Linked DNA regions of Homo sapiens: region 1 is linked to region 2. A link is a loop called in an ENCODE intact Hi-C map of the cell type or tissue named here. Cell type or tissue: GM12878. All regions are shown on one strand. Each heading gives the region's core, and the rest is flanking DNA. Links, peaks and the distances in the headings are about the cores only. Region 1 holds the start of LOC105370651 (a long non-coding RNA gene). Region 2 has its middle 49 kb from the start of LINC02325.

Evidence for each region. A loop is a pair of places that touch in the nucleus more often than their neighbours do. Peaks named below come from ENCODE experiments on the same cell type or tissue, not always from the same donor. Only the 100,000 strongest peaks of a DNase experiment are listed, where the experiment ranks them.
Region 1: it touches region 2 in a loop (3-fold over the local background); 2 of 110 quality-filtered maps call a loop at or near these places.

Annotation. Positions count from the first base shown.
Region 1 is chr14:97,697,522-97,714,301 of GRCh38, forward strand. LOC105370651 (a long non-coding RNA gene) reads left to right here and starts at 8,614. Exons shown (of 5, transcript XR_944186.4): 1 at 8,614-8,779; 2 at 10,272-10,454. RefSeq lists enhancers at 496-545, 14,801-16,000. In GM12878, for the core only: a CTCF peak has its summit at 10,361; DNase peaks (open chromatin) are centred at 5,700 and 10,280.
Region 2 is chr14:97,401,809-97,418,588 of GRCh38, forward strand. No RefSeq gene overlaps it. Among named protein-coding and RNA genes, the nearest start is that of LINC02325, 49 kb to the right of the region's middle. RefSeq lists enhancers at 1,087-2,286, 10,099-10,620. In GM12878, for the core only: a CTCF peak has its summit at 9,022; DNase peaks (open chromatin) are centred at 6,886, 7,033 and 7,362; H3K4me3 peaks cover 1,618 bases; H3K27ac peaks cover 3,613 bases.

The sequences.
Region 1 (16,780 bases), core at 5,562-13,561, 300 kb after region 2:
GTATGGAAAGGCTCCATGACCTGGGAAGTGCGCCCAGGAGTAGGTCCAGATGGGCTCCTACTCACCTTCCTATAGGCCTCAAGAGGCGCGGGCACGTGGAGCTCTCTTCTTCCAAAGAGGCATCTATGCAAACAAAAGTCATTCCTGGGAATCCATCAGGGCTCCATCTGCATCCACTCCTCTCTTCCTTGCTTGCTCCTTGTTTGTGCTGGTGGTGGCTTCTGTCCCCCAAAGGTCCTCTTCAGTCTCAACTAATTGTCCTGGTGCCATTGGACCTTGGCTCTTGTAAAAGTGGTGTGAGGGCTGAGTCCCCTCAGTCCAAAACCTTTCCTAATCTTAAACTCACACCATCCTAGTATTGATGCTGAATTCATCTTTGGGGCTTTCCCAGCTGAGATGTGTGGTCCGTCTGGTCTACTAGCTCGTCACACTTCTGAGCAGCCATTTCCTCCTGGTTTCTCTTCTTGTTTTGGCTCCAACCCCCACTCCCCAGAGCTTAACACTGGCTCCTCTGATGTGGTATTAGGGTTCTCCTTTCCTGCTGGTAAGACCTAAGAATTCCCTGAGCTCCCATTCATCCTTTAAGCTTGACCCTACCCTGTCCTTCCCATTCTAAACACCACACAGTGTGCTTCCCTGTCCAGTCACCTTCACAGTGCTCTCACTCTTTTCATTTACAACCCTTACCTTCCCATGAGATGACCTTGTCATTTGCCATTTTGTTGGATTGTATTTCCATCTACACCACTAGTGTGTGAGGCATGGTGATATGAAGCTAGTCCAGAGATCAGGTCCCTGCCCTCAGCCGTCTTATAGTCTAGTTAAGGAAAGCAAAGGGCATCTGTTCACTGTGCAAACTGTCCCAAGGCACTGCCCCTCTCTGAGCCTTACATTTTCTGCCTCTCTCAGGAGAGGCTAGGCCACTTGATTAAAGGGGTTGTTCCTGCTTTAAAGACCCATGACTCTGGAGTTGCGGCTTCCCTTAATGTTCCTGGAAGAGCAGACAAGACCAATTTGTGATACCTGAATCTGATTAATGTGGGAACAGTTAACATTGGGAGGAAAGTATCCCCCCACTGCTTCTTCCCTTTCCCCTCCAGGCAGCTTTTATGTTTCTGGGCTTTTATCCCATTATCCCAGCCTCATTTTATTAGTACCACCTGGAGAGGAGCCTGCGCCCCACCAGACACCGGAGCAAATGCAGAGAGTCAGCTCCCCAGGTTTTGTTAGCCTTAGTGCTCTATTTACACACTTCTGGGCCACACCTCTCCTCTCCCTGCTGTTAATCTGGGAAGAAAATCTTTGCCACTGGCCTGGATACCAGGAAAGGAAGAACTTGCTGAAGCCACTTGAAAACTGAATCCACTTTTTAGTTCTTCCTAGCCTAGTGGAATCAGACTGAGGTTTTCAAAACAACTGTATTCTGTCCAAAGAACGAGCATAAAGAAAATAGACAGAACTGAAAGGAAGGAGAGGTTTGGCTGACTTGATCCAGGTGGCTGATCCTAGTCTGCCGGTGACTCCTGATGACTCCTGGCCTTTACCTGTGCTCTACCCCATCAGACAAAAACCTGAACGCATTCCAGTCCTCAAATATGGCATTCTCTCTCTCCTTCCTGAAGCTCTTCACATGGGCCTTTTTACCTGGAAAACACTTGGTTGTACCAACTTCGACATTTCTCCAGAGGTAATATCCTCCAGGCTGTTTATCCTGACCTCTCAAGCTTCAGTGATATGTCTACATCTACCTTCCTATGATATTCAAGTATGAATCTTGACACTTGGCCTGCAGTAATGAAGTTCAGCTATGCATGCTGGTACTTTCTACTGTCTGCAGGGGAGGAGTTATGACCAGTAAATGAGAAGGTCAAACACAGGGTAACAAGGCAGTGCTAGAAGGAACCTAGGGAGCTTTGGGAGCTCAGGGAAAGGGTTATTTACCCAGGTATGGGCACCACGAAAGACTCCTCAGAGAAGAGGCTTAAAAGATGAGTAGAAAGATAAGGAGATTGGAAAAGGTCTTCTAAGAAAAGAAGACACTATGTGCAAAAGTTTAACAGTGAGAAAAAAATGGTGTGAGGTTAAGAGGATTGTATCAGTTAGCTTTTGCTGAGTAACAAGTCACCCTGATACTTAATGACGTAAAAAACAAAAACCACTTACTTGGATCACAGTTTTGCTGGTCAGCAACCTGAGATGAGCTCAGATTTGGAATGGGTAGTTCTGCTAATTTAAGCCAGACTTAGCTGATCTTGGCTGGGCCTCACTCATGCATCTGAAGACAGGTGCTAGGTTTTCTGGAAACTGGCTGCTGTCAGATGCAGTGCCTCTTATCTTCTCAACATGGCAACCAATCATCCAGCAGTTTATCTCAGGCTTTCTTATTTTCTGACTTATCAGGGTTGTAAAAGAGAAATCAGAGCCTATATGTTTTTTTTGAGGTCTGAACTCAGAATCTGTCCAGCACCAAGTTTTGCTACATTGTACTGGGCAAAGCAAGTATCCCGGATTCCAAGTAGAATATATTGGCTGTGTGCCCGTGTTTTCTGTGTGTCTTCTGCAGAGAATTCCATTCCATGCAGAACGGCCATCTTTATGCAATCTTCTTTGGGGTGTAAGCCTGGAGAAGCAATCCACAACCATATTATGAGAAGATTTATGAAGTCTACTAAAGTTTGGATTTTCCTTCAGGATAAAGGGAAAATTTGTTAAGTATTTTTAACAAGAAATGAAAGACATCAAGATGTACACAATTTGGAAGTTGCTCCCTGGGTACTCTTCTGTTGGTGTGAAAAAGACTACTACTTGCCTAAGTAGACCCAGAGAACTCATCTGCCTCTGGATTCCCAGGGCTGCAATTCACCAACCCTTGGTCTAAACAGAGTTAGTAGGCATGTGAAGAATTTATTAAGCACCAGCATGAAGGTAGGCATAGAGATCCATAGAACTGAGATGAAAATCCAGAAATGGACCCTTGCATTTGTGGTCAATTGATTATTGGCATCAAGACCAGCCAATGGGGAAAGAATACTCTTTTTAACAAACAGTGCTGGTACAATGGGCCATCTGCATGCAAAAGAATGAAGTTGGACTCAGTCACATGTTTTACACAAACATTAACTCAAAATGGAAATAAACATAAATGCAAGAGTAACACTATAAAACGCTTAGAAGAAAACATAAGCATAGTTCTTCATGACCATACACAGGGCAACAGTGCCGTCAATATGGTATGGAAAGCACAAGTGAGCAAAGAAAAAAAAGATAAACTGGTCTCATTCAAATGGAAAACTTTTGTGCCACTAAGTGAAGATTGAAAAAAGTGAAAGATTAACCCACAGAATGAGAGAAACTATTTGCTAAGAGATACTTGAAAATATTGACAAGGGTCTTACATCCACAATATATAAAGAACTCTTACAAGTCAGCAATAGAAAGGCAGACTAATACTCCAGTTTAAAAAAGTGGGCAGAATATTTAAATAGAAATTTCTCCTAAGGAGATCGATCAATAGCCAATAAGCACAGAAAAGCTGTTCAACACTACTAGTCTTTGGGAAAACGCAAATTAAGACCATAAGTATCACTTCGCACCCATTAGGATGGCTAGAATAAAAAAGACAGTAACCTCTGTTGGTAAGAGTATGCAGACATTGCTGGTGTGAATGCAAAATGTCACGGCTACTTTCGGACATAGTTTGGCAGTTCCTCAAAAAGGTAAACATAGAGTTACCAAGAGTCTGCAACTCCACTCCTAGGTATTCCCAAGAAAAGTAAAAACAAATGTCCACAGAAAAGCTTATATGAGAATGTTCATAGCAGCATTACCCATAATAGCCCCCAAATGGAAACAACACAAATAACCATTAACTAATAAATGGATATATTAAATGTTATATAGTCAACCAAGTGGAATATTATTTGGCAATAAAAAGGAATGAAATATGATATGATATGGATGAACTTTGAAAACATCACGCTAAGTAAAAGAAGCTACATATCTCATGATTCTGTTTATATGAAATGATCAGAATTGGCAAATTTATAGAGCTAGAAGGTAGATCAGTGGTGTGTAGGGCTGGGGTGAGGGTGGAGAAATGGGGGAAATGAGAATTGATGGCTAATACATTTGGGAGTACTACTTTTAGTAGGGGAAAACATTCTAAAATTAGATTGTGGCAATGATTACACAAACTTGTGAACATACTAAAAATCACTGAATTGTGTGCTTTAAATAAGATGAGTTATGTGGTAAATAAATTATATGTTAATAAATCTTTTAAAAAATTACTCATCACTAAATTAAGACATATTAGAGAAACTGTAGCAGAAGCAATGGCAATGCCTACCTAAATATAAAAGGGGTGTTGAGAAAAAGGAAAAGGAAATATTTGCAGAGGTGCCCAGGTCTCACTTAAGGACATCTGAAGGTTGATGGTGCCAGGTACATAGACCAGAAGGCTTGCCATAGATTATTTGCTGCTTCTGGGATGACTCACAGTGGCCAAAGTCTTCATATGATCCATACTGTGTGACCAGGTCTCCTGAGTAACTTTTCTTCTTAATCACGTTACAGAGAGATTCCTGGCAGATCTCGAACAGGCTGTTGTGAATCTGCACGCAGGTTGCACACTGTGCAACTTGAGTGGCTCAGTTTCATCACAGTCCTGCAAAGTCAGGCCCCTGAAGATGCAGAGCATCCAGCCTGCCCGGCCATTTGCTGTGGCCCTGGCTATGCATCCATCTGCAGGCCAGTAACTTTGTTGATGTCTAACTGATTTTCAGAGGTTGCTCCTAAGAGGGATTTCTCTCAGGTCTCAAAAAGAGAAAAAAAGTATCTGCTTTTCCTGATTTAGTCTGTTCTTAGCTGGTAAACTCTTAGAGTATTTAACTGATTATGATTGTTTGGGCCCCTGAGAAGGCCACAAGTTAAATTTGCAGTTTTCTTTTAGTAATTTTCTAAAACTTTGGACAATGTTTCTCAAACCATAGTGTAAATTGTCTGGAAATTGAAACATTAAAATATGCTGTTTGCATATCTGCCCTCAACTATGGCCATTTAGCAGGTCTAGAAACGGGCTAAGAATCTACGTTTTGGCCAGACAGCAGGTGATTCAGATACAGGGGGTAAATAGATGACAAATTTAGATACCTCCCCTCATGGTAAGCCCTTTTATCATTTAATTCTTCCTTGTTCTATCTTATCTATTTTTTTTATCATTGTTCCTTTCAACAGATGTGTGTGTATGCTTACTTACAATTTGTTATTTTCATTTTAAATCAAGTTGTTTTTGTAAATAATGCAGGCTATGAACTTATCAATTAATTAATTAGTATATGAAATTTGCACAGCATATTGCAGTTTCAAGGTGCTTGTGCAGGCATAATTTTCTTTCCTGTGACCCTCAAAGCAGCCTCCTGAATTCTGTATTGTTATTCTAGTCTAACACATTAAAAAAAAAAAAAACCGAGGTTTAGTGAAGTAACTTACAGGAACAAGAAAGTACTAACTTAAAAAACGAAAACAACTGAAAGGACTACCTGTGCGGCATGCCCAGTATGGGCACTCTATGATGCTGCAAAGATAGAGTTACAGGCATTTGCAGAAATGGGTCGAGTTTCCATCTCAGAAGGGAAGTGATCTTTCTAAAAATTTACCCACGAGAAAAAGCAGCCGATCTCAGCTCTGGTTTCAGACCGGAGATCAACAACCCTTTATCGGGTTGTTCAGGTGACCTCTCTTGGTCCAGCCTTGTTTCAACACATCTCCGGCATCTGAAACCACATTAGTTATCCCCTCCCCTACCACCTGGGCTCTGACCACAGTGGGAGCCTTACCGAATATCAGGGTGTTGAATATTCACAGCCAACCATGCGCATGCTCCTGTGGGGAGAGGACCTCCCCATGCCCAGGCCTCCTGGAACTGCAGGGCTTAGAGTTCGGACGGTGGATAGAAAGGGAAGGCACAGGGCAGCAGTGATTAGATCTGGTGCCTGGCAGACCTGCTAGGAAGCAGCAAAGTTCAGTGGGAAAAGCTAGGCAGCTCTTGGTCTAGATTCCAGCTTGATTTCTCAGACTGTAAAAATTCTCTTATGCAACTGACTTAATGTCTATAAAGCTTTAGATTCCTCACCTATAAAATAGGGTTTCTGATACCCACATCTAAGGTTCAAGTGATAAGCACATAAAGCAAAGTGTGTAGTCTGCCCCAGGTGTATCAGTCCTCACAATAAGTTAGATCATCTTTCTTTCCCTCCCTGTGTTTATTTAATTGGCTCCATGATTTGTTTCCCATTGCTGCCGTAACAAGTTAGCATGAACTTAGAAGCTTAAAATAACACAAATTTATGATCTTGCAGTCTGGAAGTTAGAAGCCCCAAATCAGGATGCCAACAGGCTGGCGTTCCTTCTGGAAGCTCTAGAGGAGAGATTGTTTCCTTCTCTTTTCTACCTTCTAGAGGCTGCTTGCATTCCTTGGCTCATGGCCACTTCCTTTATCTTCAAAGTACATCACTTCATCCTCTGCTTCTGTGGTCACGTCTTCTTCTCTGACTCTGACCCTCCTGCTTTCCTCTTATAAGGACCCTTGTGATTACATTGGGCTCATTCAGATAATCCAGGATAATCTCCCATCCCAAGACCCTTAATCTAATAACATATGCAAAATTATCTTTTGCCAGGTAAGGTGACGTATTCACAGGTTCCAGTCATTAGAATGGGAGCATCTTTGGGGGTCATTACTGAGTCTATTACGAAGGAAGGTCCAGAAGATGCCTCCATAAAAGCATGTCCTAAAGCCATGGCTAAGAAGATGATGGTGGAACATGAAACATGTTTGCTACAATAATTTAAGCCACATCTAAGAGAGATGTGGAGCCACAGGGCACTGTAAGAGCTTCCTGCATCCTCATAGGGTGTCCTAAATTAGAACACACTCAGATCTTTTCCTTCAAGCACTAACCCATGAAAATCCCTCTGAAAACTCCACCGCCATTTGTTCTTCAGTCTCTGCCAAGCTCCTCCAGTGATGACAATCCCCAGGTTTCCTAAGTTCAGCTTTACCTGTAAGAAATTCTTTCTAGATATGGAAAAGATCTCTCTGAAACCTGCTTAGGCTCTTTCATTCTGTCCCTGGAGCCACAAAGAAGAAAAACCCAGCCCCTTTGCCTTCAGAGATCTTTTCCTTTTGCAGACAGTGAGTGATTGTGAATGCCTCTTCCTGTTTACACTCTGGTAAGAGTTTACATCTCCATAATAAACATTCTAATTTTCTTAACTATTTCTTGTGTAAAACAGTTTGGAATTCCCCTTTCATCCTGGTTACTCTCCTCTGATGCATTCTATTTTTTAATGACTTATTGAAAAATTAAAAAAAATCAGACTGTAAAAATAATTTACATTCCCTTTTGAAATTTGAAACAACAAAGAAGAAAATCAGTTACCCATAAATCCATCACCAGTGAGAACCACTGAGTGTGTATTTTTTCCAGTCCTGGGATAGACCTGGATTATAATCTAACTGCTCTCACAGAGGCATTGTGTGACTGTGGCTCTCTCCTCCCACCCCCACTTTTTTCATCTCCAAGATAAGATGCTAGCTTTGAATTCTTTTTTCCCTCTATATATCTGTGAAAGTCATTTGTTTCAAATATTCACACTGGATTCTGGCTAGAATAGAAGAGCCTCGCTTATTATTAACTTTTTGAAAAGAATATTACTTCTGAAGGCCCAACTTATAAGAAAATGTATGATTTGTCCGTGGAGATGTCAGCCTGAATTCTGCTGAGTCATCTTATTACATTTCCACAGTCCTGGGTCTCAGTGTTACCCCATTGAGTGGATCTCACTCCAGTCCTTAGCACTGGGGTCTCCAACAGCCTTGGAATTTGTTTTCTGCCTTGTATCCATTTCCTCACAATTGCATCTCCCCAGAGCAGCTCCATGTTTATTAGACAGTCATGAGGAAATGGAGGCCTTCTCTGAGGAACAGAGAAGTAGGGGTTCAAATCTGGAACTCTGAGTGGCATGCGATGCCAATCTTTTCTTGGTAGTAAACAGCCTGTTTGTGAGAAATCAGACTTTACAAAGTCCTTTAATATACATCTCACTTGAACCTCACAACAACCCATTAGGTTATATCTTTATATAACCTTTTTTATAGAAAGAAAAGAAAGAAAGAAACCTAAACTTTCAGAGAGATTCAGAGAAGTGAATTTAAACTTTTTCAACCTCAATGCATAGTAAGATATGCATTTAACTACAATCCAGTCCAAATATATGCATGGAACGATAGACAGACAGACAAACTAGATACAGACACATAAACAGATAGAGAAATAGCCAGATACATATATAGGCAAAATGAGAAACAGAAGTTTTACCAAACATATTTACAGCTAGCTAGCTATGTGACAGATAAACTAAACAAAAGTTGCCCAAAACAACATTCCTTCCAAATGTGGGTGTTTAAATCTGATATTTTCTATTTTATAATATTCTGTTTTGTTGTTTTGAAACGCCAGTTGTACTCAGCTGATTTCATGAACCTCCAGCAGGTCATGACCATAGTGTGAAAACACTGGTGTTGAAACCCTAACCAAGAGTGCACAGCCCAGTGTACAGCAGAATGAGCCTCCTGTCACCAGCCCAGAGCTCTCAGACAGAATTGAGTTCCTGTACAGTAGGACTTTCCACTCATGTCTGTGGTCTAGGAGGAGATTGGGTTGGGCAAACACCAGGCACGATGGAGCAACCATTAACCCTGGAGTTGTGAAGACAGGTGAGGTGTCTGGGAAAAAGCAGGGAGGTGTCTGGGAAAAAGCAGGGAGGCTGGAATGCCACAGAAGTGGATTCTAACCCTCAGAGGCTGGCTTCACTGTTCAGGTCATCACTTCCTGCTCAGTCTCAGTCCCTAATAAATGAAATGTCTGCTCAGCAGCAATGTTGGAAGAATTAAATAAATTGAGTGGCTTATATGAAGCTTATGACCAGTGCTGTGAGCTCAACTGATCCTAGCCTCCTTTTTCTAAGGACATTCCATATATAGCATATTGCTGTAGTGGGGTGCTCTGAGGCAGGGCCCCAATATTTCTGAAATTCGGGGATCTGAAACATGGAAGCATATATTTCTTTTGGGTGGAGAGTGTTTGTTCCAGGTGAAGTCACACTGGAGATCCAGTTAAACATGCATTGCATAAGGTCAATATCTACCAAAGTTGTGTATGGGGGAAGACATGTAACCTTGGGAAAAATCCAGAATCTATGAAATTATTCGAGTGCTTAATGTTCCCACTAGGATGTTTAACATCTACTGAGTGAAGTGAAAGTCTGCCTTCCTAGGTCTCTAAGGACCACGTGGGGTCTGGCTGAGGCTTGGCATCAGGGCATAGCTGGCTCTTCACAGGGAGATGACCACAGCTGCCCAGGCCATGGTAGGCTGAGAATGAAGGAGGAGGAGCATAGGGACCTTTGTGAGGGCAGGAGGTTTCCGGGTAGAAAGAACAGTGCTAAGTCACTATTGAGGTTGAGGTGCTTCCTCTTTGGGTTGTAAATTCATTCTGCCCTTCCCACTCCCTCAGTGGGATCTGCAACCACAGCAGACCCATGAGGGAAGGAGCAGAGCCCAGTCTGTGCATGTGTGCATGTGTGTGAACATTGAAGTGAGTGGGAGATGGCCATGGTAGTACAGAGAAGTCACAAGAGAATCAGGGAAGAAGGATGGAGAAGGTCAAGCCTCTCCATCCTCGAGGTCAAGGTATGAGAGAGGCAAACAACCAGAGTGTCTGAGAAGGCAGAAGGATGGGTTTCAGTGAATCCTGTGGCATGAAGATTTAGGTTATTAACACGGGGATATGACGGAAGATGGCGCAAGGACAGCTCGGGAGTGAGTTTATGACTCCATGCTTCTGAGACCTGAGCATCCTGCTATGTTCCAGGCACAATGTCAACCCTCTCAGTCATTCATTTATGCCCTAGAATGAGCCTGTAGGCATGGTACTATTGTTATGCCTATTTTACAGTAAACAGAGACACAGAGAGATGAAGAAAATGGACCAAGTTAATAAGTGAAAAAAGGCAGAAATGAACCCAGTTGGGTTGGCTCTGCAGCTTGTCGTTGTAACTGCGATGCCCTGGTGCCTGTCTGTGCTCCGTGTTTCTACCCCACTGCAACTCAATGGGCAAACTGCAGAGACTCCAGTGGCTGTTAAAGTGCAGATACTCCTTTTAAAACTAACCACTTCCCTTTTGCTTTTGACTGAAACTCATTGCAGGACCACAAGCTGAGAGAGGGCAGCAATGGAAACCCAGCCAAACTATTAATGGAAGGCTGGGTCCCATTCTTTATTATCCTTCTGTGGTCTCGTCACCAGCAGGGTGAGCCAAAGCCGAGGGCAAGAACACGCTGGGTGACCTTCCACACCCCAAATGCAAGATCAAGTGCTGTGGAGAAGGAGGTAAGCTGTGGCTCTTCATTAAAGCAAATATCATTAGACATATGTTCAAGATAACAGAGTGTTTTGACCCCAGCAAGCATTTGAACTGCAGTGAAAATTCATTTTCCTTCTCTGAGGGTACAGGAAGCAGAGAATTTTTCCAGGACTAAAGCCACCATTATGAATACGTATTCCTCAATAATGAAACCTGTATTAATAATTGAATTAGTAATTCAACAAATATTTTGGCAGGCCTACTATGTTTTGGGTAGTGTGTGTGTGTGTGTGTGTGTGTGCGCATGCACACCTGCACAGGACATCTTTATAATTTGCTTCTCATCATGTTTTTTCTAGTAACTGCCCAGCTTGACTGTCCATATCTTTACTGTTATTTTAAAATCCACTTTAGTGGTAGAATGTTACTCTGTCCCCTGGCTGTTTTATTGGTCTCGTGTTGGTCATCCAACCCCAAATAAGCCAATCTAAGGCTTATCTAGGAAATTTTGAGACAGAAACTGGGAAATGGGGTACAGTTTTGTTGAGAAAGTCTGGAAGAGAGAAGGGATATGTGAAGACTTTGGCTGAAGTGTTGGCTACCACATTTCTTATCAAGTAGATATGAAAAACAAAAGGAGAGAGGGGAGGGGGCATGAAAGGATGGTGGGAGGGAAGGAGAGAGAGAGAGAGGGAGAGGAAATAAGGGACATGGACAAAAGCTGAGAGGGCCTGAAAGCACCTGACATGAGGATCTTTTTTCTATCCATTCGTGAAGACTACCAGTGTTCCTTTCTTAAGCTCCCTGTGACGTCTCATTATCTTCAGGATAAACTTCCCTTTTTGCTTCATTTATCTAAGTGGAGTTATCAATGCTGCTTCATTGACCTGACCACCAAAGTTGTACCCTAACAAGTCCTCATTAATCCCCACCCATATGCCACTGGCATGCTGGGCACTGAGAATGCCCAGAACTCAGATCCTGCTCCCAAAGCTTCCTAGTCTAGAGAAGGTGATGCTGTTCAGGGATATTAGTTAGCATATGGGGAAAGGATACTCTACTGGAAGACCTCTAGGAAGAGAAGAGTGAATCTTGAGCTGGGCCAGAGTCTGGAGGCCCCTCCCAGACCTCATGCTTCCACTGCGTCTTAGAGGATGTGTCCACTGTCAGCTCAAAGAATCTGTGCAGACCCAGAGGTGCGAAATAGGAAGGCATGAGTCAGTGAGCATGGCTTGGTTTGGCTGTATGGGGGAATTGATGGATTAAGAACGGGTTAGGGCAGGAAGAGAGGCTGGAAGGGAAGTTAGGGGCAGAGTAGGAAGGACCTTCTAGGCCAGTTTAAAGAGTGTGGGCTGGACCTTGGTAAAGCTTGTTAAGCAGGCCCTCCTGTAGAAGTTGCCAGTGATGGTCGCGTTCCATAGCAGACATTCCTGGAGAAAAGGGAAGTTCACTGTAGAACAGTATAGATATTTTCTATTGCCCTAGCTGGAATGAATATTTGATTTGTAGGTTTTCTAAAAGATTCATCTTGAAAAACTTATATAAATATCCTCTTCCTTCTTCTGCATTTGATAAACCAAAAATCTTCAAATTGAAGGATTCTTTATATTTTTTCAAACAGGTATAAACAGGAGAAAAAGCACTGGGTATAACAACCCACAAAAGGTGATGTAAGAATAAATAAGAAGTGAATAGTAATAGTAGCAGCAACAACCGTGGCTGAGTGTTGAGTGTCCGCCATGAGCCAGGGACAGCGCCAAGGGCTGTGTTCAAGAGAAAGGCACAGTAACAAAACCAACTGATGGGGACTGCGAGGGGAGGGGTGGAGAGAGGCTGCCCGGATGCACATCCTGGCTCTGCCCCTTGCTGACAATGTGGGCTTGCATATGTCACATTAGATGGGGGTGTCTATAATAATTTCCTCATAGGGCTGTCAGGAGGATTCAGTGCAATAATTCAAGTTCAGTGCCGGGGACACTGTTAGTGCTCAGGAAGTGTAAATTATTTGTTCCTTAAAATTAAGAAAAAGAGAAATGATTGATAGATAGATAGATAGGACAGAGATAGCTAGAGAGAGAGAGATAAACATTGATATATTTAAAAATACATCTCTCCATCATATTCCAATGCAACTGCAATTCTACACATTTCTTTCATTGCAAAATTCAGTGTGTTTATATGACATGAAATATCAGTTGTAGACCACCTGAGGGGGAAACCAAGAAGGAGAAAAGCTGACAGTGACTCTTCTTGACTGATATTAAGTCTAAAAATGCTGTGATTTATTGACTATTCTTAGTGAGTACAGATGGCTTTGATAAAATGACTTGTATTTTAGTTTATTACTTCAATGAATATATATTGGATAACATTTGGAAAAATAAAATGAATTTTAAAATGTACTTCTCATGTTAATATTTTAGGTATTTTTCTTCTCATTTCTTTTCATACAGTCATTTTACAAAGGATTGTGAATGCACACACACACACACAATTTTGTACCTTTCAATTCCATTTCATTGTTTGATATTCATTTAAAAACTTTGTATACTTTTGTAATAATATGTCAGATATCTGCATATTATGATTTTATATGGATGATACATGATTTACCTACTCTTTGCATTGGATATTTCTGTTGTTTCCAAATGGTAATGATTTTGAATAGACACATGTTCATACCATTAAGAATAACAGGAGATTGTGGTTAACCTACCCCAGTACATTTACAAACACTCAAACCCAGTCCTGGTATCACCAACATCAAAATTGTATTATATGAAGACAATTTTAGGGACAGCTGCAAACACCATAGCAATCCTTGTTTTTGTCCTCCTGAAGGAAGAGAGTACCTAGGCTCTAAGCCACACATATATAGGTTCAGAATCTGCTACTTTCTAGCTGTAGCCTTGGGCTGCTGCTTGACCTCTCTAAGCATTTCCTTTCTCAGCCATAAAACTATAAAATGTGAGTAATATTGCAACCCTCTCCAGGTGATTGTAAAGATTAAATCACATTCCTTTGATCCCTATGCATTCCAAATCCCACCTACATGATATTCATAGTGCTAATCAGGTGTGAGAGCTGAGTCCAAATCTGATTTCTTTCTGCAGACAGAAAACCTTACGCAGGCAGGAGTGATGTCTCCTTTGTACCTTTTGAACTTAGAACGATGACTGTCGTGTAACAGCCACTTGGTGAGCAGTTATTAAACAAATGACTGAGTATCCCCTCAATATGAAAACTTGAAAAAATTTAGTAATCGTTTGATCGTCTCAGGGAATGACACGGTCTTCATTTTCTATGTCCAACACTACAGTTATGCAGGCGACTGAACTTCTATTGCAGAATATTTTCCACTGGAATGTAATTGTATTTATGGAAATTATAATGTATGTTCAGCAAAACAAACCTCGATTCCATTGTCCTACGTGGAATAAGTCTAGAGAACAATAGACTTTCTTAGTGGAATGCACCCTCCCATACATTGCTACAAAATCACAAAGAAAAGGAAAAAAGGGAAAGTGATTTTCCCAACAAAGCGTCTCTACATGTGGGTGGTCAATGATGTTTACCTAAAATGGATTTGTGGCTGAAGAGAAAATTCTGATTTCCCGAAAGGTGAATCTCACTGATGTTGATTACAGAAATAAGTTGTACTGCTTGATGTAAAGGGAGGAAAAAGTAACTTTTTAATTTATCTCTGCCCTATCCAAACAAGGGCCAGGAAAGATTACATGTTTTCCTGTGATTCAGTTCTACAGAGGCAAGAGACTCTATCAATATTGAAGTTGTAAATACCGGAACATTAGATTTGCTTTCTGCCCATGAAAAGCAGATTTTGTTGCTTTTCTCTTCTCTCTGCTGACAACATGCATAAACAGTGGCCCAAAATGTGATTATTCCCTGTGGATGCCCAGGTCCTTCCTGTTGCCTCCCCTCCGCAGTTTGGGGGAAGGGTTGTCAACCCCCGTGAGATGCCGCAACCCGGAAGCAGGTCCTTGTTAATATTTTCCTCATGAAACTTTGAGCATTTAGGCAAAACCAACACAATCGCTTTTTCCCTCCAGATAAATAATTAGATCTCTGAGGCTGCTTATTATCAGAAGCCCCTTATATAAGGAGCAGAGTGATGGTTCTTTCATCATGTCATGTGAGTGGCTGTGACACACACTGGGCACATGTGTGTCCTGACCTGGGCTCCAACAGCATCTGTGGCAGGTAACCCTAGGGTTCCAGAAATAGACTCTGCAGACAGGCAGAATAGGGTGTGGGAAGCATCTTCGTCTCTGCGGAGCCATAGTCTCCTGGTCTGCTAACATCCACCATATGACCCTCTTCGCTGTCTTTTTGTGGGGCCTCAGTGCCATCAGGCTGGGCTGTGAGGACCCTTTTTCTAATCACACAACTCTATACTCACTATTTTCAAACCAAATAATTGGCAAACGTGATTGGTAAAGGCTGAGACCACAGAGCACTCTCTTGAAGTGTAAGTTCACCTTCTCATAAGGAATTTAGTAATTCACAAGCAAAGGGAAGTCAGTAGACAATGGAGAAGCAACTATCAGCCTGTTTCCATGCATTTTTTTCTTTTTACTTTTCAGTCAAAGGGCTTTGTATTATGTGCTAGTATCATTCATACTTAAGCTTCATCATGGCTCAAAACTTTCATCTCTTTTACCTGTTAAAAGGAAACAGTATCCTTTGTAATTTAAGTGATGTAATTTATGTGGAATTGCTGAGCAATGTTGGGGGAATAGTGGGTGCTTAAGAAATAGCAAGGAAAGTTGAATCTGAACATTTATTAATCTAAATGTCCCTTCAGATTACAAGGTTCTGGAGGGCAGAGACATTTCTGGACATGATTTATCAGGAAAGGAAGATGATAGAGTTCTTTCATCACAGCTGTGTTCTAATGAGATTCTGGGTACTTTCTACACATTAACTTAGTTCACCCTCTGAACCACTCAGCAAGGGAGGTTTTCATACCCCCAATTAAGGAGAAAACAAAATCAGAAAAGTTTCAAACTTGACCAAAGCCATGGAGCTAAGGAAGGGGATATAGCTGGGCTTAGAATTCAAGTGTGTCTGTCTTCAAAGCCTGTGTCTTCCCCCAATAGGTTAATAAAGCAAACATAAGGTGGGACTCTTAGCTCAAAGTTGGGACCCAGTGGTAAAAAGACTAACGAATGAGTCATACCTCCAGGTTGGATCCTAGCTCCACCATTTACTCTCTCTGTGACTCAGTTCCTATCTATAAAATTGGGATGACATCACCATTACGCTGCATTGCCTGTCATGCGTCAGGCGCTGTTCTAAGTGCTTACGTGTTCTGACTCATTTACTCCTCACCAAAACTCTAGGAAGTACATAGTGTGATTATTCCCATTTTACACATAAGGAAGCTGAGTCACAATCGACATTAAAAGTAAGTGTCCTACAGGTAAAAAATAGAATGTGTCTGAGCTTGGTTTGAAATCCCCGTAATAGGTCTTGTAGTCTACATTCAACTGCACCATTGTTTTTAGTAGCTGCCCCCACAGGACTGGCGTCTGGCTAAAATAATATGATGCTTAAAACTTCTTAGAACAATATATTGCCCATAGAGTCATTTGATTAACATAAACAATTATTTAGTATTGTTGCTACTATCATGATTGCTATGTCTGGAATATCCAATCCCTATAAAGCTCAAAGTAACTTCAGCAATGCAAGTTCAAGATAGATGGGCCAGGAGGTGCTGACTCTGAGTAAGTGAAGAAAAAGCATGATCCACAATGCTGCCAGAATGCTTCTAGGGATCAGCGTAAAATTTTTCTGCATTTTAAAATACATTTTTGAAATTTAACGATTTCAAACAATTCCATAAAAAGAATGTGTATAATTTCATTTTCAACTCCTAGGCAGAAAAGAATAAGCGTAAAGCTGTGGTCTAAAAAAATAGAAATCTGGCTACTCAATTACAGATAATTGCAACAAAAAATAAAGTTGATCAGTGTTTAAAGAAACAAGAAATGGCTGGGCATGTTGGCTCAAGCCTGTAATCCCAGCACTTTTGGGGGCTGAAGTGGGTGAATCGCTTGAGCCCAGGAGTTTGAGAACAGCCTGGGCAATACGATTAAACCCCGTCTTTACAAAAACAAAATACAAAAATTAGCCAGGCATGGTGCTGCACACCTGTAGTCTCAACTACTCAGGAGGCTGAGGTGGGAGGATCACCTGAGCCCAGGAGGTCAAGGCTGCAGTGAGCCATGATCATGCCACTGCACTTTAGGCTAGGTGACAGAGTGAGGTCCTATCAGAAAGAAGAAAGAGGGAGAAAGAGAGAGCAAGGGAGAGAGAGACAGAGAGA
Region 2 (16,780 bases), core at 4,245-12,244:
TATTTCTAGGAGCTCTGAAGGGTGAGGCAGGGTGTGCTCCGGAGTGTCTCTGCCGAGGCATGTCAGTCAGTGAGATGTGGGGGTGGCAGCCTCCTCCACAAACGCTATGTCACCTCCTGAGGGACACGGGGTTGACTCTCCACGCACTAGCTCAGGGGAGTACACCATTCTGTCAGTCAAAGGTGCCTTCATTTGTATCCTGCGATTATTTTTCTCTTAATTTGTCTTAGTTCCTCTCTCTCTGTCTGACTGCTGATCGTTCAGTTTCTGCCAAGCAGGAGAGAAGAGCCTGAAATGAACCCAGAACTTCTGCAATGTAAGGCAGGAATATAATTTAACAGGTCTCTGAAGAATCCTGACAGCAGGCCTAGTACTGAGCTATGCTCCATGAAATGTATGAGAGGCGAGTTTCCTGGATTGCAGTGCTGACCTAGGTCTGCTCTGGAATTGTCGCTGGCTCCCCTGTACCACATGGAACACGTTTGGTCATGGCAATTTTTTAGTCTCTGTAGTACAGAAGAGATCAGGCTCACTATTAACAAAAACAACAGCAGCAAAGAATTTTTAAAGGCTGGGGAAGGTAAGAGTGAAAGGAAGAAGAAGAGTTATAAAACTCAATAAACATTCCAAGCTTGTGCTCATTTTACAGCCACGTGCTGCTCCCAGCCTGGGACTTTGACCTCTGATCTCCACTTGCCAGGGTCTCTCTTGTCACTGGGGTGTCACCTCCAATGCCACTACTCCCTTAACCAGGAGATCTAAATTTGTCCTAACTATCCAACCATTCTCAACCAAATCATGCTGTATCATTTCCCTGTTTGCACCCACTGAAAACTCAGATGGCCTTGTTTTTTTATATTTTTGCATTTTTGTTTTCTCTCTTCTTCCAAAGAGAACACAAGCCCATTTTGTAGTGCCAGTGCCTGCAACAGACACGCAATAATTATTTACTGGAAAAAAGTGGCTGGGCATTCTGGTTTGCTTTCTGGGGTGCAGAGGCCCCAGACCAGCCTTGAGGATTCTCTGATTTTTAATTTCTCAGTACTCACCTCTCTTCTTCATTTGATCCCCTCTTTTCAACATCCATCTCCCCGCAATACACAATTTTGCATATGTTCACATACACAAAGACACACAAACCCACACAAACGTACACAAGCACATTCATACAAACACATAAATACATATAAAACACACTCATACAAGTGAACACACACAATTGCACACAACAAAACAGCACATATAAACACACACACACACACACACACACACTCATACAGAGAAGGAAGCCATCACTAGTTCAATCAGGAATTATGTCAAGGAGCGATTTCCCCATAGGAGCCTAAGTTGGGAAAGGTGATGGATGAGTAGTAGGTGGGGGCTTTGGGGTTGGGGTCAGGGAGTGGCCTTTCTTGCAGAGCCAATGGGTCAGGGACACTTGGAAACAAAACCAACCTCAACTTGTTTAGTTTCGCTGTTCCTAATGGTAACCTAAATTCTCAAAATGTTAAAAAAAAAAAAAAAAGAAAAAGATAGAAATATCTTCTAAGACTCATGCAAGCCTCGCTATGTTTTTATGAGTGGGAGAGGCAGGGCTAAAGCGTGATGAACAGTAGTGTTTTAAATTAACTTCTGAACTTTATATGAGCTGTAATGATCTGTTTATCTGTCTTCACCAGCCTCATAATGGCCAACTAGAGGGTCAAGACTTGAGCCTTTAACATCCCATTATGCATCTCAGAAAGACTTCTGCCCGGGTCATTATTGCTTAATTGTACCTTCTTCTTCTTTGAGTGACTTTATTAGGCCATAAGAGAAGCCTTAAGTAGCTCGTTGGTGATAGAGAGTCCCGCCCGTGCGACCGCTCCTGCCCTGATATTTACCGTGATGGGCAGGAACCGAGGATGTCTCCTGGCCGAGAGAAGCCAGTGGAGTCTAAATCCCTTTTGCAATTTGGTAGAAAAACTTGCTTTTGTGTTGTCTTGTTGGTTTTCAGCATGGCCATTTCTAGTGCCCTCTTTTAGGTTTTCCAGCTCCCATGAGATCTTCCTAAGTTTTTTCTATATATCCATTGCTTTCCTGGGTGGCGGGATGGTGTCTGGAACAAGGTCTGAATGGGTGATGTACATCATCACACCTGTCTGTGCCTCAGTTTCTCTACCTATAAAAGCAGGATAGTGACCCCTAATTTTTCTTTTCTGTAGGCCCTTCAGATGACTAAAAGAAATCACTGGTGGGAAAATGCTTTGCAAACCGTGGAATAAGACCTTGTGGGTTAAATTTTGATGAAGGTAAAAACAGCGTTGCCTCTTTTCTGTCGTCTGTGTGTTTATCCTCCCCTCCCCCAATAGTGGATGACAGTTCTGCCTTTTTCTACTTTCCTGGCACCTTTACCTTACAGCTTGCATGTCCAGCTCTTCCAGGTTGATTGCACCCCATTGATTACCCCATCGCATGTTTGACTGTCCTTCCCCATTGGACCCAGTGGTCCCCGAGGGCAAGGTTTGAGCCTCCCTCACCCCTGAATCCTCAGGGCCTGGCAGGGGCCTGGAGTTCACGATGTGCATGTTTCTGTGGTCACAGAGCAACCCACATGCTTTTGCGTATTTGATGTGGGGGAGCGAGATCAGGGAGATCTGGTCACCCTGGGGGCACCCACTCTGTGCAAGGCCCTTGGCTGGGTGGCTTACATCATTGTCCCCTTGTAAGTGATTTCTTTCATTTTGCAGAGGAGGAGACTATGCCTGAGGATGATGAAGCACCTTTTCCAGGGGTGAGCACCTCTGCGGCTCTCTTCTGAGCAACACCTTCATAGAGACAACTGCCTTCCAGCCTCCCCTGTGAGCATTTCTCACAGCCCCTAGAGATCATCCTGTCCAAAAGTGAGCAGGTGGTCTGTGCTGCCCATTACCTCCAACTTTTCCTGCCACCTTAAATGGGATCTCCATCCACCTGCATTTGTGGCAGGTTCTCCACCTTTGGTCCCCATTACAGGTGCACGAGTCCATCCACTTCTCACTGCCTGCCCAGAGGCCACCGTCAGTCACCTGAGCTCCAGATCTCTTTGCTTCCTCTCTTGCCACTCACTAATCTCTTACTCATACTGCAGTGATGTCTTCAGAGTATGCATCAGGTGAAGTCCCTTCCTTTCCCAAATAAAACTATTTGTAGGAGAGAAACCTACAGATTGCTCTCCCTGATATGTCTCCCATTCTAGCCTCCTCCCATGTCATCCTTCAACCTGTTAGCCAGCCTCGCTGGTCCTCTCTCCCTTCTCTGAAGGTGCCTTGTTTCTTTACAAATTGTGCTGTCCTTTGGCTGGGCACAGTGGCTCACACCAGTAATCCCAGCACTTTGGGAGGCTGAGGCAGGCAGATCACCTGAGGTCAGGAGTTTGAGACCAGCCTGGCCAACATGGTGAAACCCTGTCTCTACTAAAAATATAAAAATTAGCCGAGTGTGGTGGTCTGCACCTGTAGTCCCAGCTACTTGGGAGGCTGAGGCACAAGAATCACTTGAACCCGGGAGGTGGAGGTTGCAATGAGCCGAGATTGCACCACTGCACTCCAGCTTGGGTGATAGAGTGAGACTCTGTCTAAAAAAAAAAAAAAAAAAAATTGTCCTCTTCCCTGTTGCAGCTCTCCTGGCTCTTCAGGGTGATTTCTCCAGCAGCAATATTGGAATTATTAACAGGAAAGACTTTTTAAGCGTGATGCAAAATCCAGAAGCTCAAAAAGTAGATTGATGGATTTTTCTTTCTATAAATTTGTAACTCCTGTCTTGCAACCTATGTGATATATGTCAGACTAGTTTCTTTCATATGTAAAGAGCTTCTACAAATTGTTAATATTGCAAAACAATCCAATGGAAAAATACTGAAAGAACTTTAGTAGACAATTGGCAAAAAGGAAACAAATTACTATTTAAAATAGATTCTCAATTTGTTTGTAATAAGGAAAATGCAAATGGCAATGGGGGAATGGAAAAATGGACTTTGTAGATGTGGTATGTGTGAGTGGTCAGTTAGTGCATCGGCTTTGCAAAACGAATTGGGGGTTTGTGTCAAACTTGACATGATTCATACTCTTTAACCTGGCAGTTCCACTTTAGCACTTTAGCTTTTTGAGGTACTTACAGAAATTCACAAAAATGTGATTTTTGTGGCTTTGTTAGGATAGTGATTAATTGGAAATGATTTAACTTACATTTGTAGATTAAATAAAATGTCAAATATTCTTACAATGCAATGCCATGCAGCCACTAAAAGAAAGAAGCAGATGTATATATCTGCTGTCATGAAATGATCTCTAAGATGCATCTTTAATTAAAAAAAGAAAAGTACAGGCCAGGCACGGTGGCTCACGCCTATAATCCCAGTACTTTGGGAGGAAGAGGCGGGTGGATCACCTGAGGTCAGGAGTTGGAGACCAGCCTGGACAACATGGCGAAACCCCGTTTCTACTAAAAATATAAACATTAGCAGGGTGTGGTGGCACATGTCTGTAAACTCGGGAGGCTGAGGCAGGAGAATCGCTTGAGCCCAGGAGGCAGAGGTTGCAGTGAGCCGAGATCATGCCACTGCACTCCAGCCTGGGCAACAGAGAGCGACTCCGTCTCAAAAAAAAAAAATGTACAGAACAGTGTGCTCAATGTATTACCACTTATTAATGGGAAATGCTATTGCTTTTTGAAGGGAAAATGGTAGTGATAGGGTGCACTTCACTTTTGTACTGCCGACTTTTCTTTTAAACAATATATGTGATTTACCTGTTTAAACAAAAAAATTGGTATTAATTTTACAATAATATATTGAATGATGTAAATCTACATTTTGTATATATGTAGATGTATTTCTATAACTACATAAAATAATTTATCATTATATTATACACTGTACCTATAATAGGACATAACTGTGGCATGCTATGTTACAGGCTATGGTTATAGTATGACGTAGAGCTGTGGCTAATGTTATATACCATAGCCTAGTCATGACATATTGTAGGTACATATATATTAGTAATAACATAAATATATAAAAATAGTTATGCAAATATTTACATTTATATTCTGAACAGATAAAAACTGGAAGAAAATATAATGAAAAGTTAATTTTGGTTTCTCTGGGTGGTGAAACTATAAGTAGTTTTTTAAAACTTTTTTGTATATATATGTTTTAAAATTTGCATTGTAATTATTTGTGTATATGTGAGTATATATATGTGTATGTATGTATGTGTGTGTACACATATAATCAGCATAGATTATGTAGGCTGTTTAGTTTTCATGTGTAGTTTTCTTATTTCTGCCTGTTTTAAAAAAACTAATAATATAATTATACATAATTACATAAATATTCTGTTACATTTCTATCTGCCAAAGCAATTTCATATTAATTATTTCCTCTGGGTGCCCCATTGATCTGGAGATAGGCAGAATGTACATTAACACTACCATTTTACAGATGAGTAAACCGAGGTTCTGTCCAGTTCAATGGAAGGGTATGAGTCAGAGCCAGGGACTGTTGGCCAACTTGGTTTTAGGTTGATGATGGACTGGGTTCCAGGGAGCAGTAAGGGCTCTGGAGATCTGGAGACTGCCAGCCTCTCATTCCACATGTGCCCTGTTGCAAGGCCCTCGAAGCAACGCTGCCATTTCCAGGAGTACTGGGAGGAAGATAAAGGGATGTCCACAGTGGGCACATTAAGGATCTCTTGCTTTTTTCTTCTCTCCACTGCATTAATGTAGTTTTTAAAAATCATCATCATAGATCGGAAAATACATGAACGTATTGCATGTGAGTGTAATGAAAAACTGGAGAACACGCCAGTCTTTTTTTTTTTTTTTAATCTTTGTTGCATAGTTTTTTATCTTCTTTTTGTAAACAGAAAAAAAAAAAGCCTCGAGTCTCTGAAACAGCTTCCCATTCGACCTATGCAGGTCACATTTACATGTAGTTCTTAAACTGGTGGTTGAGCCTGCGTTTTGGCATTTACCCTTCCCAAATGCCTTGAGGAGGGAGCTTCATCTTTAGCCTCAGATCACGTCACTCTCGTGCTCAAAGCCGTCCGCTGGTTTGCATCTCACTGGGTGTAAAAGCCGAAGTCCTTGCCATGACCTTCGAGCTCCTGAGTGATCTCCCCCACCTCTGCCTCCCTCTGATTTGATCATTCTGCTCCAAACACATGTCCCCCCTGCTCTTCCTGAACACACCGAGCAGGCTCTGCCCCAGGCTTTGAACTTGCTTTTCCCTCTACTTGGATCTCTTTTCCCCTAGAGAGACAGGTGGCTTCTTCCCTTGCTGCTTTTTATCCTTACAGAAACCTCCCCTACCGTACGAGTGCTTTCTTAACCTCCATGTGCGTCATACTAACACATCACGCCACCCTGGGACTCCACAGGACTCCACATTTCCTTTAATGATTTATTTTTTCCCATAATGTGTATCCCCATGTGGCATGCTGTATATTATCTCCCGCCCCACCAATGGCTGGACTGGAAACCTCACGAGGACAGGGATGGTATCTTTTTTGCTCATTGCCAGCATGCAGGACCGTACAGAGGATGGAGGTAGTCAGTGATGCAAAACTGATTTTAAATTGTTTGGTGCTGTGCCAGAAGGAGTGATTATTCTCACTATGCGGCTTCCTCTGACCTCTGAACTCCTGCTGGAATGATCTGGACCGCTCAGTTTGGCATTTTAATTATATACTGTCTCATGTTACAACTTAAAGTGTTCTAATTTTACGTATTTGCTTATACGGTAAACATGTATTCAGCTTCACCTATGTATACCAAGCACCTCAGAAACCTGAAATCATTCCTTAAGACCAAAGAACAGATAACAGGCTGATAGCATGCTGATTTTGTTTTTTTATCTTCCACTTCCTACCTAGGACAGTGCAAGTAAAGAGTCAGCCCTCAAGAAAACAGAACAAAAAAGCAAGTCACTGGGCTGTGCACATTTAGTAAGCTCCACTGGTACCAAATGCTTGTAGGTTAATGAATTAGGAACATCAGTTTTCTTGGTGCAAATATGCTCCCAGCTTAGTTAAGAGGTTCTTCAGTTTGAATTTGTTTGGATGAAAACAAGATGGTTCCAAATTTCTGTGTAAATCTGAAACCAGACAAGTTTCACACAGTTGCACATTTCAAAAAAAAAAAAAAAAAAAAAGTTCTGCTCCCGTTTGGTAAGTATTCTGTGTATCTGAAAGGAGAAAAAAAAAAAAAAAACCTTGTAGTTTCCAATTGCAAAATGAGTCTTTATTTCCTCTCCAAAACCCTTTATGTGCCGTGAGTTGGTGAGTGTAAACCGGCTTCCTGGTGTGTGTGTGCAGCCCTGGGATGCCACAAGTCACATTTGTGACATGTCGGCTCTGGGAAATGCTGTGGAACCTGTCAGAACAATCCGTTCCACATAAATACAAAATGCTCTTTCTCACCCATGTCACCACGAACCTTTATTCAGGGCTTAAAACCCAGCTAGGCCTATATGAACAGCGTATGTTCGGAGCTTTTCCTACACACACAAACACGCACACACATACACACACATCTTTATCTTTCTGTCATTCTCTGCATTAACTACATTCTTAAAACCTGGAGGTATGCCAATCTTTTTTTTTTTTCAAAGAGGAAAAAAAATCAAAAGTTTTTGGTAATTGAAATTCATGACAAATTACAGACAGTTTTTTTCTTTCTTTTTTAGAACACCGTGTTCTTAGAAAAGTGTCTTCTTACTGAAATGAAAAAGCGTGGAAGCCGTGTGCGCCCGTGGACGTGGTTTTGTGACTCATGGCTGCCCTGGGCTGACAAGGACCAGTGTTTGATCTCTAAATCACGGGAAGACGAGTGTTGGATGTCAGGTGGTGGTGTGGTATCAGAGAAAATCGGTGGTCTTTTTGTTTTGCACCTGTGTTCTTTTGCTGTCGGCAAGGTGGGCCCAGGTAAAGCCAGCGTAGGTGAGCAAGGGGTCGCTGATTTTAATTGAGTAGTTATTCCAGTAACACCATCTATTCTGTTCACAGCCAAATGGGGTGGCCCCCTCCAATTTATCCCTCAGGCAGATTTCAAGAAAACGCTGTAGTCCAATATAATCGATGATTTCATATCCGAGAAAAGGTTTTTGTGTTTTTATTTTGTTCCAGTGTTTGCTTTAGGACTGATACTACCATTGCTTTTAATAAACTCCTTTGATACATTTTCTCCCCAGAAGAGACTTTTTTTGTTGTTGTTTTCAAGGTCACACAAAGAATATAACTTTGGTTTATTAATGGAAACCTTCTAGCTACTGGTTAATTCATTACTGCACAGTACAATTTTAAAAGTCACCAACAATGTGGTTCTTTGTCTTTAATTTCTTTGGATGTGTGGTTGTGTGTGTGCGTATGTCAGCACCTTTTTACCTTAAAGAGATACGCGAATCCCCATGAATTATTATACTTTCACTTGTTTTTGTGCCCACTTAAATTTATAGGTAAATATGTGTAAATTTGGGAAAAATATACTTTTTCCACTGTTCGAATTTCTTTCCTCAGAACTTTCCTAAGACTATAAAACTACAGCAGAGATGCTGGGGGCGCTGGGATCTGGGTGAGAGAATTGAGGCATGCACCTTGGGTGCAAAATTTAATGGAGTGCCAAAAAGGCAGTAATTAAGAAAAATGATAATTGGATGCAATGTTTAAAAAAATAAAATGAATGCACCAAAATTCACAATGAACAAAAAATTCAGATTTTAAATAAAGGCAGGATCTGATCCTGTCCACTGATTTTTAGAAGAGTGAGATGTATGTGCAGGCTTCTGATATCTCAAAGACAATTTTGGGAAACATCTTGCACAGAATCTATCATCACGGATTTTTATTTTAGGAGAAGATGTTACCTATCACCACGAGGGTAAGTTTTGACAACCGAATTTCTCCCCCTTTGCTCTTGCGGTTACTCCACAGACATTTGAGCATTCCGCGACAAAACTGTTTTCCAGTCCTGGACAAATACTTTTTATTTCTGAAAGCATCTCGCAGGGGGAGCTAGGGAGTAACACACTGCTCAAAGACGCTCTTTATAAAGGGACTTTCTGTGTCGTTTCTGGATTTTGATAGCAACTTTTGAGTAGGGCCGAGCAGCCTTTGCAGGAATGGGTGGATGGCGGCTAAGGTCATTGTCAAGGACTTGGGATCAATTAGTATGCAGATCAGAGCCAAGGAGTTCAAAGGTATTGTTCCAATTCAATCACATTAGCCAGGGCAGAGATGAACAAACAGCACGACCTTAATCACCAAGCCTTACCCATTCACTGGGTGTGTGTGTGTGTGTGAGAGAGAGAGAGAGAGACACACTAAGATCTGGCCAACCATGTGAAGATATGAGAAAGCTGACCCCCAAGCCTTATTATTTATAAAATATAATATGTACATTTCCTTCCGTGTATATTTGAGGGAGAACTTAATTGAAGGTGAACAAACTGGCTCTGTATTTCAATGCATGCCTTCACACATACACAGACACATTAAATGCCTTGCAAAAAACCAAAATCTCACTAGTATAATGCCAAGGTAAGTTCTTTTCCCTCTTACTTGCAGACAAGCCTATTCAAAATGTGCACAATTCTTTCAAGTCCCCCAAGTGAGAGGACGTGAAATTCCACATTCTAAAATACAGTATCTGCAGTCTAAATATACCTTTCAACTGTGTGGTTAGAGCTAACATGGAGATAAATGAGGAAATTTTGAATTTTTAAAACATCACAGGAAGAAGGATTTTTTCCCCCTTCTCTCTCTTCTCAAAGGAAAACCCAATTATTTTCCTGATTTGCCGATGTGATGCATTGGAATGTGGGCAAACCAGTGGCCGCTACTCATTGCCTGTGTCCTTAAAACATACAGCACGGAAGAGTAGGGACACAGATGCATAGTGTAAATACGCGGGTTCCATCTATAATTATATCTACAGCACACATGAGATACTTTTATGGTTTGGGTGGAAATGAGGAACGACAAGGGGATTAGCCTTTGACAAAATGTGACATTTAAGCAGGTTCACCTGGTTCTGGAACCCTTTGCCCTCCGAGTCGCTGTTTATCTGCGTTCACATGTAAGTTTGCTGCATCAATCTGGATAAACATTTGCTAAACCCAACAATGACTTCTATTGGAGTGGATTACCCCGGGAAGCTGTAGGCTGCACTGGGGGAGAATTCCGCCTCGGTATCTTCATTTCCATCTAAAATCAAACATGATCCGGTAACTAAGGTTTTCCGAATCCAGTCTCTGCCCCCACCTCCGGCCCTGGGAAGACAGTTAATCATAGCTGGCGAAGATGAAAGACGCGCAGGGAAACGCAACTCTAGCAGGCAAAGCTGCACCCCAGGGGGTCATGAATGCTGGGGGAGGAACCATGATTCCTTGATGCAATAACATATTGAGACACTTTCGGCTTTACACTCGCTATCAAGTAAATATAGGATATCTCACCCATGAAGGGTGATTATTGCTCCTGAAAGGAGGAAACGACTTATTAAGGTCTTGTTCAGGAGCAAAAGAAAGATAAGAATCATTATTAATAGAGAGAAACAATCTGGGATTTTCCCTATAAAAATGTATTTCCCCTTAAGACTATTTTGGCAGTGGGGTTATTATTATTATCATTATTATTCATATTGGTCTGAAATTGACTGTGCTTTCAAAGCAGTCCTAATAAGTAGAGGTTTCAAAAGATAACTTTTCCCATTGCATCTCCCGTCACATATTGTTAGTAGCGCTTTTATCTGTAATGCAAATAAAGACATTTTAAAATGTAAATCTGTTACCCAGTCCCATAAAAATATTCATTCACTGTTTGGTATTTTATTTGAAAATATTAAGCCACTAAAACAAAACAAAACAAAACACACGATCCTTAAAACCAAACGTTTACCCAATTATTCACAGAGGCATCATTTCTCCTTTGATCCTACTATTGTGATGTTTTCCCTGAATTTTGGTTCAAGACAGACATTTTCCTCTTCTTTTTTCTTTCCCCTAAACAAGGTCATAGATTTTTTTCCCCCTAAATGAAGACCAGAGCCCCCAGTGCAGGATTAAGTAAGTCCTTACAGTGTTATAAAAGTGAGTGCTTCTTTCCTATAATAAAAGGTGTTTAAAAGGTTCGCTACAGCTTTAAACAGAATTACAATTTACTTCTTTCAAGTGTCCAGGCCATAAATTCTTCTCAATTCCCTCTCTCTCTCCTTGTCGGAATTAATGAGATCAGATCTGATCAGGGCGCTGATGTGTTCAGCGCCAAATCACACAACAGCGCGCGCACCGTAATGGAATTTGCATCTAATGCATACATAAATCAAACATCTTTCTGGACATTTTCATATGCATAATGTCATTTCATCCAGTTCTCTCTGTGCAGAGGGGGAGATTTTTCTCTCTGAGAGAATGACTTTCTTTAATGCTTTCATTTTATTTTCGCTGACTGCAGTCCGGGAGAATGCGCTCGGTCGGAGAATCTTTCGGGGCGCGGTTGACAGTTCTTTTTCCAAGAGGGGTCCTTCACATTTATCATGCCTCTTCCTCGGGGGCTTTGTTATGCAAATGTGGCTGAAATTGATAATTCCAAAGTGCTTCATTTCGGCTCCTCGGCGGTTGGAGATGGTAGATAAAAAGAAACTGACAAGACACACTGATTGCCCTCAATGCATGTAACTCTCTTGCTAACAAGGCTGGATATTGTTAAAAATTCCTATTGTTATGAGGGTGGCGCTCCCATTATGCAGGCCTTGCAAATTTCTGATTTGAATATTAACCCTTTAATCACCCCACCCCACAGACCCCTCCAAAAAAAAAACAAAAAAAACACACAATTGCCATCAAATGGCTTCAGAACCCCAAACATCAAATTATTCTTCTATTATAGTGAACAGCTGGGGTACACTGAAAACACTTCATTAATCATTTGTTCCCAAGGTAAACTTTACATTTATTTTCAAATACAAAGAAAAGGGGTTATCTTAAGCAAAGGGGAGCCTCCCCCCAAGTTCTAAGTAAAGATGTTGGAACGGCATCGCCCTGAGTTTGCACAAAGGGCTGGAAATTGATAATTGAGAACAACAGTTTGTAAAAGGAACCTGGCCTCTCCCCCGGCCCCTGCTCCTCGTCGGCAAATGGAAAGATCAGTATTTTCACTTGGCCATGCTTCCGCTTTTCCGTTCAGACTAAAGAAGGCCTCAGGGAGGGGATATGTGTCTGCCGTCACCAGAGTTAAGTTTATTTTACCTGTTTGACCAGACGAAGGGAAAAAAAAATCTCCCAGCGTCCTTCTCTTAGTAGAGAGGGGATGCAGAAATCTGAATACCATTTCCAGGGAAGAATTACAAATTGAGGCAGCTCTGGGCATTAGCATACCAATTAGGTGCTGGCAGCAAACTGGGATTCTAAGGAGGTGCTGCGGGCCTTGGGCTGCGGCTGCTACGGGGTCAAAACACCAGGAGCTCAGAAGAACGTGGTTATTTCTGCTCAAAATCAAGGCCTGGTCCTTCCAAATACCAAGACCAGAATCTGGACTGGAAGGCCTCCTGTTTCTAAACATACACATGCACAATTACAATTTCCCAGAAAGTGATCAGACCCATTCATAGCGTCTCTGAATGAAAAACAGAAACTTAACAGGAATTCGCCTGTCAGCTAATTAGAATTTAGCGACTAGAATTTCTTAGCAGCTTTCCCATGGTGGCTGCATCTCCAGAAATGTCCACCAGGTAATTGGCCTCGCTGTTAAACCTTGGAACCACTTAGAATTATGTTTTCTTTTGAAAATGTTGCTAGGTTAGGGAAAGAAAACCTGCAGGTTGGTGAATTATGCTTAATGTTTTTTTCTCTCAAATGAAGCTCCTGAGCTTGGAAAAGAAAGCATCACGGGGCTTAGAGGCTAGAATTGCCTTGATGGTGTGCTGTGCCCGACGCCCATCAGAGGCTGCATCAAAGGGCTTCACCTTCTCAGTTCTGCAGCCGCGCAGAGCAGTACCTGCCAAATTATGGCAAATAAAAGAGGCGCCAGATCCAACAGACCTCTCTTACCTGCTGCACTAAAGAGGTGGTGCTCTGTCTGGCTGTTTGTGAAGTGCTGCCTTCCGTCCACACGCTTGGGGCTGTCGTCCAGACACACGTGGAAACACATGCAGAGGGGCACACAGATAGGGTCACTGCAAACGTTCTCAGGGATGACAAAGCCACTCACAGACCCTCTGCACACATGACCCAGGTGACTGCCGAAGAGACCTGGTCTCTCTCCTTGGCAGCCTTCACGTGCATGTCAGTCCAGGTACGAAGGCAAATTACACCACTCTAAAAGATTTTTAAAAAATGCATTGGTTTGTGTAGAAGCAGATTTTGATAAATGGTGAAGTTAGGGGATCATTCTCATATTTATAGTGGCCATTGGGCCCACGAACTTGTCTCCTGTCTTCATTATATGTTTTTGATATTTACGCTAGCTGCTAATCTCAGGAGCTCGGCCACATTTTCATAATTAAGATTGCAGCCCACACTCCCTAAACTTAGTGTGAGTCATTAAATCAGCAGGTTATAGTCAAAGTTGCAGTCAAAACAATGCTTATTCATTAATATCTGTTATGCTAATCAGCACCAATAAATGTGAAGGTAGCTAAGCGCTTACTCCTCCCCTGAAGAATCAACTAGCTTTTAGAAGCTTACACTTTCCTAGGAAAAGAGAAGCCTTATCTTTAGTTCACAAGAAGCTTTTAGGATGCAAGATTTAAAGATGTGTCTCTATGTATTTAATGTCTATTTTATTTTCAATTACACTTTGCGGTGAATCTGAATACCTAACGTTATCTATAGATTGCATGATATCGCTGGGCACTTGAAAGTGAGTTTTTCTGAGTCTATTTGATTTGTGAGTATTTTTTTTTCATCTGCTGGCAGAATGGTGCTCCCCACTCTCCACCCCAGGTTCTTCTTAAAAGGAAAACTTGGTAGTTTGTTCCCATCCGTGCACTGACTAATGCTCAGCAGGCACCGGGTGGTAATGACCTAGGGAAGGGGGTGTAGGCACAGGCTAGGATGTGGGCATCCTGGGTCTTCACAGCCTCTGCCAGGATGAGGGGCCTGGGATGCTGCTTTGTGTGCACAGAGGAAAGGTGTAGGAATGCCCGTGCTCGCTGGCATTTAATTTACCAGTTGCCTCTGTGCTGGGGCTTTGGCAGATTCTGCTGGAATCTGAAAGACAGGCTGTCATACCGAGGGCCTGCTGCCGACTCTGAAATTGAGAAACTTGGCAGATATGCAAACAGTAACTGGGTTTGAGTTGTTTTGATTACAAGTTAAACAGAGAGTCATTGGCAGGGCCAACGTATATCTGCCGAGGTTCTCACTCTCTCTCTCTCTTCTCCCCTTTCTTTCTCTTCTTTCATTTTCTTTCTTCCTCTTGGCCAAGTGCGTGAAAGTAGCTGGTAATTTCTGCAGAATCCAGTAACACCTTGGCTTTGCAGAGCTGGGATATTGTGAGAGAAGGAGAAAGGGTCAGTCTCTCTCCCTTTGGACTTACTTTATGTTGTGTTGGAAATGAGGCTGGCCATATAAAATTTAGCCCTGAATTCCAAGCCTTCAACACATTCAAAATTTCCCCTCTGGGTGGTTTACAAGGACAGAGCCCCATTATTCTTTCTAAATTTTGCATTATTTAGAGATGTATGGAAAAACATGCATGAAGAAAACATTTGAGAAAGCCTTTTAAAAATAAGTCATGCTTCCAATATTTGCCCAGAGAGAAATAGAAAGAGAGAAGATCTGCTTTCGCTGTGCTGTTTCTCTTTGGTTTGATCCAGGTTTGGGCCCTCAGCACGTGTCTACCTAGTCGCACCCTGCATGTTTGGGACAGTGAGCATTTACTCTTACCGGAGTAAAGTCAAGTCTTGCCTCCCTGGTGACCATGTGTAGGGGAAAAACGAAATAAAGAAAAGAAAAGTAAGAAATCTCAACTGGTATCACACAGGTGAATTAAAGGCAGCTGGCCTTTTAACCACATTTCCCCATTGTCAAAGGCCTCTTTCCATTTCAGCCAGGGGTTTGCACAATGCTCCATTCTGGACTGAGCTGCTCTTGCAATTTTAAGGTGAAATTTGTCAGTTTTGGAAAGAGGGCAAGGACAACATCTAACTGTCACTGCCATTGTCTTAAGCTGGCTGGCTGGAGGCAGATTTCCAAGAGGCTGTTTCACGTGGCAAAAAACACATTCGATTTATAGAAATGAGACTCTTTTCTTTCCCCCACAAGTAGAAAGCTGAAACTCTGAACACCCTGACAGAGTTCTTGGAAAGAGCCCAAATATATCAAATCAGACTTAAAAAAAAATCCACCAATTTGACCACAAAAATACTTTATTGAAAAATGTAAAAAAAAAAAAAAAAAAAGGCCAGGAAAACACACCACCTCACTGGGCTCAATAATGTGTCCCTAAAGAAACTGAGTTCTGAAAGGGCCTCATTTGGACAAAGTTAATTACTGCACAATAATTGCATTTTAAATTCAGTTTCTTTCTAGAAGCAGTGAATTTTAAAGCTCATGATTAGGGAAAAAAGTAAGTTCCTCTACCTACAACTTGTTAATTGCCTTTGTCAAAAACTGATGTCCCAAGACTTCCTCTCCCCTTGAAGAAATAGAACTTCTGAGTTGGTGGCAACACAGTCTCTGCAGACAGGGCTGAGTTTGCAGCTTCTGCTCTGAAGAGCTCAGCACTGCACATGCCCACCAGGCCAGGTGGACTCCCAGCATCATGCTAGAGCCCCGTTCATGTGCCGCATGGACTGGGGGCAGAAAGGCAAAGGACAATCACTTTAGTTGAGCATCTCCTCTTAGTCACTCTTTTCTACATGAACTCTGGTTTCATTCTCCTCGGAACTCTGTGCATTGATACTCCCGTGTTTGTGGGTTTTATAAAACTATTTTTATTGTGGTAAAACATGTAGCATACAATTTGCCATCTTAACCATTTTTAAGTGTACAACTTGGTGTTATTAAGTAAATTTATAATGTTGTGTAACTATCAACGGTACCTATCTCCAGAATTTTTCATCAGCGCAAACAGAAATTGTACATCTCATTAAGCAGTAACTCCCTAGTCTCCTTTCCTTGCAGCCTCTGGTGGCCTCTGGTCTCTCTGTCTCTGTGAGTTTGCCTGTACTTCATGGTGAGTGGAATCACACAGCTCTGTTCTTTGGGTCTGGCTTATTTTACTTAGCATAATGTTTTCGAGTTTCAACCACGTCACTGCCTATGTCAGAATTCCGCTTGTTCTCGTGGCTGAGTAATATTCCGTTGCGTGGTAGACCACATTTTATCTGTCCACCAGCTGATGGACACTTGAACTGTGCCTATCTTTTGGCTACTGTGCTGCTATGAACACTGGTGTACAAGTGTCCGCTTGGGTCCCTGTTTTCAGCTCTTTAGGGTCTATTCAGAGGAGTGGAATTTCTGGGTCCTGTGTTTAACTTTTTGAGGAATGTGAGATTATATTTACAGAAAAGGGCACAGGGGCACAGAAAAGTTTAATAACTGGTCTATTCTGTATAAGTAGCCAGTTGCAGAACTAAGATGTTGAGCCAGAGTGTGAATTCAGTATCTGTTTTCCATCCTACTTGCTTCCCAAAGTTAAAACCTTCATTCCTGACCCTCGAGAGGACACTTGTCAGCTGTAAGGTGAAAAGCTGACCCTTGAACCTGCTGTCTTGTGACAGCTGCATCAATGGTCTACAAATTCCCCTCCTCCATTTA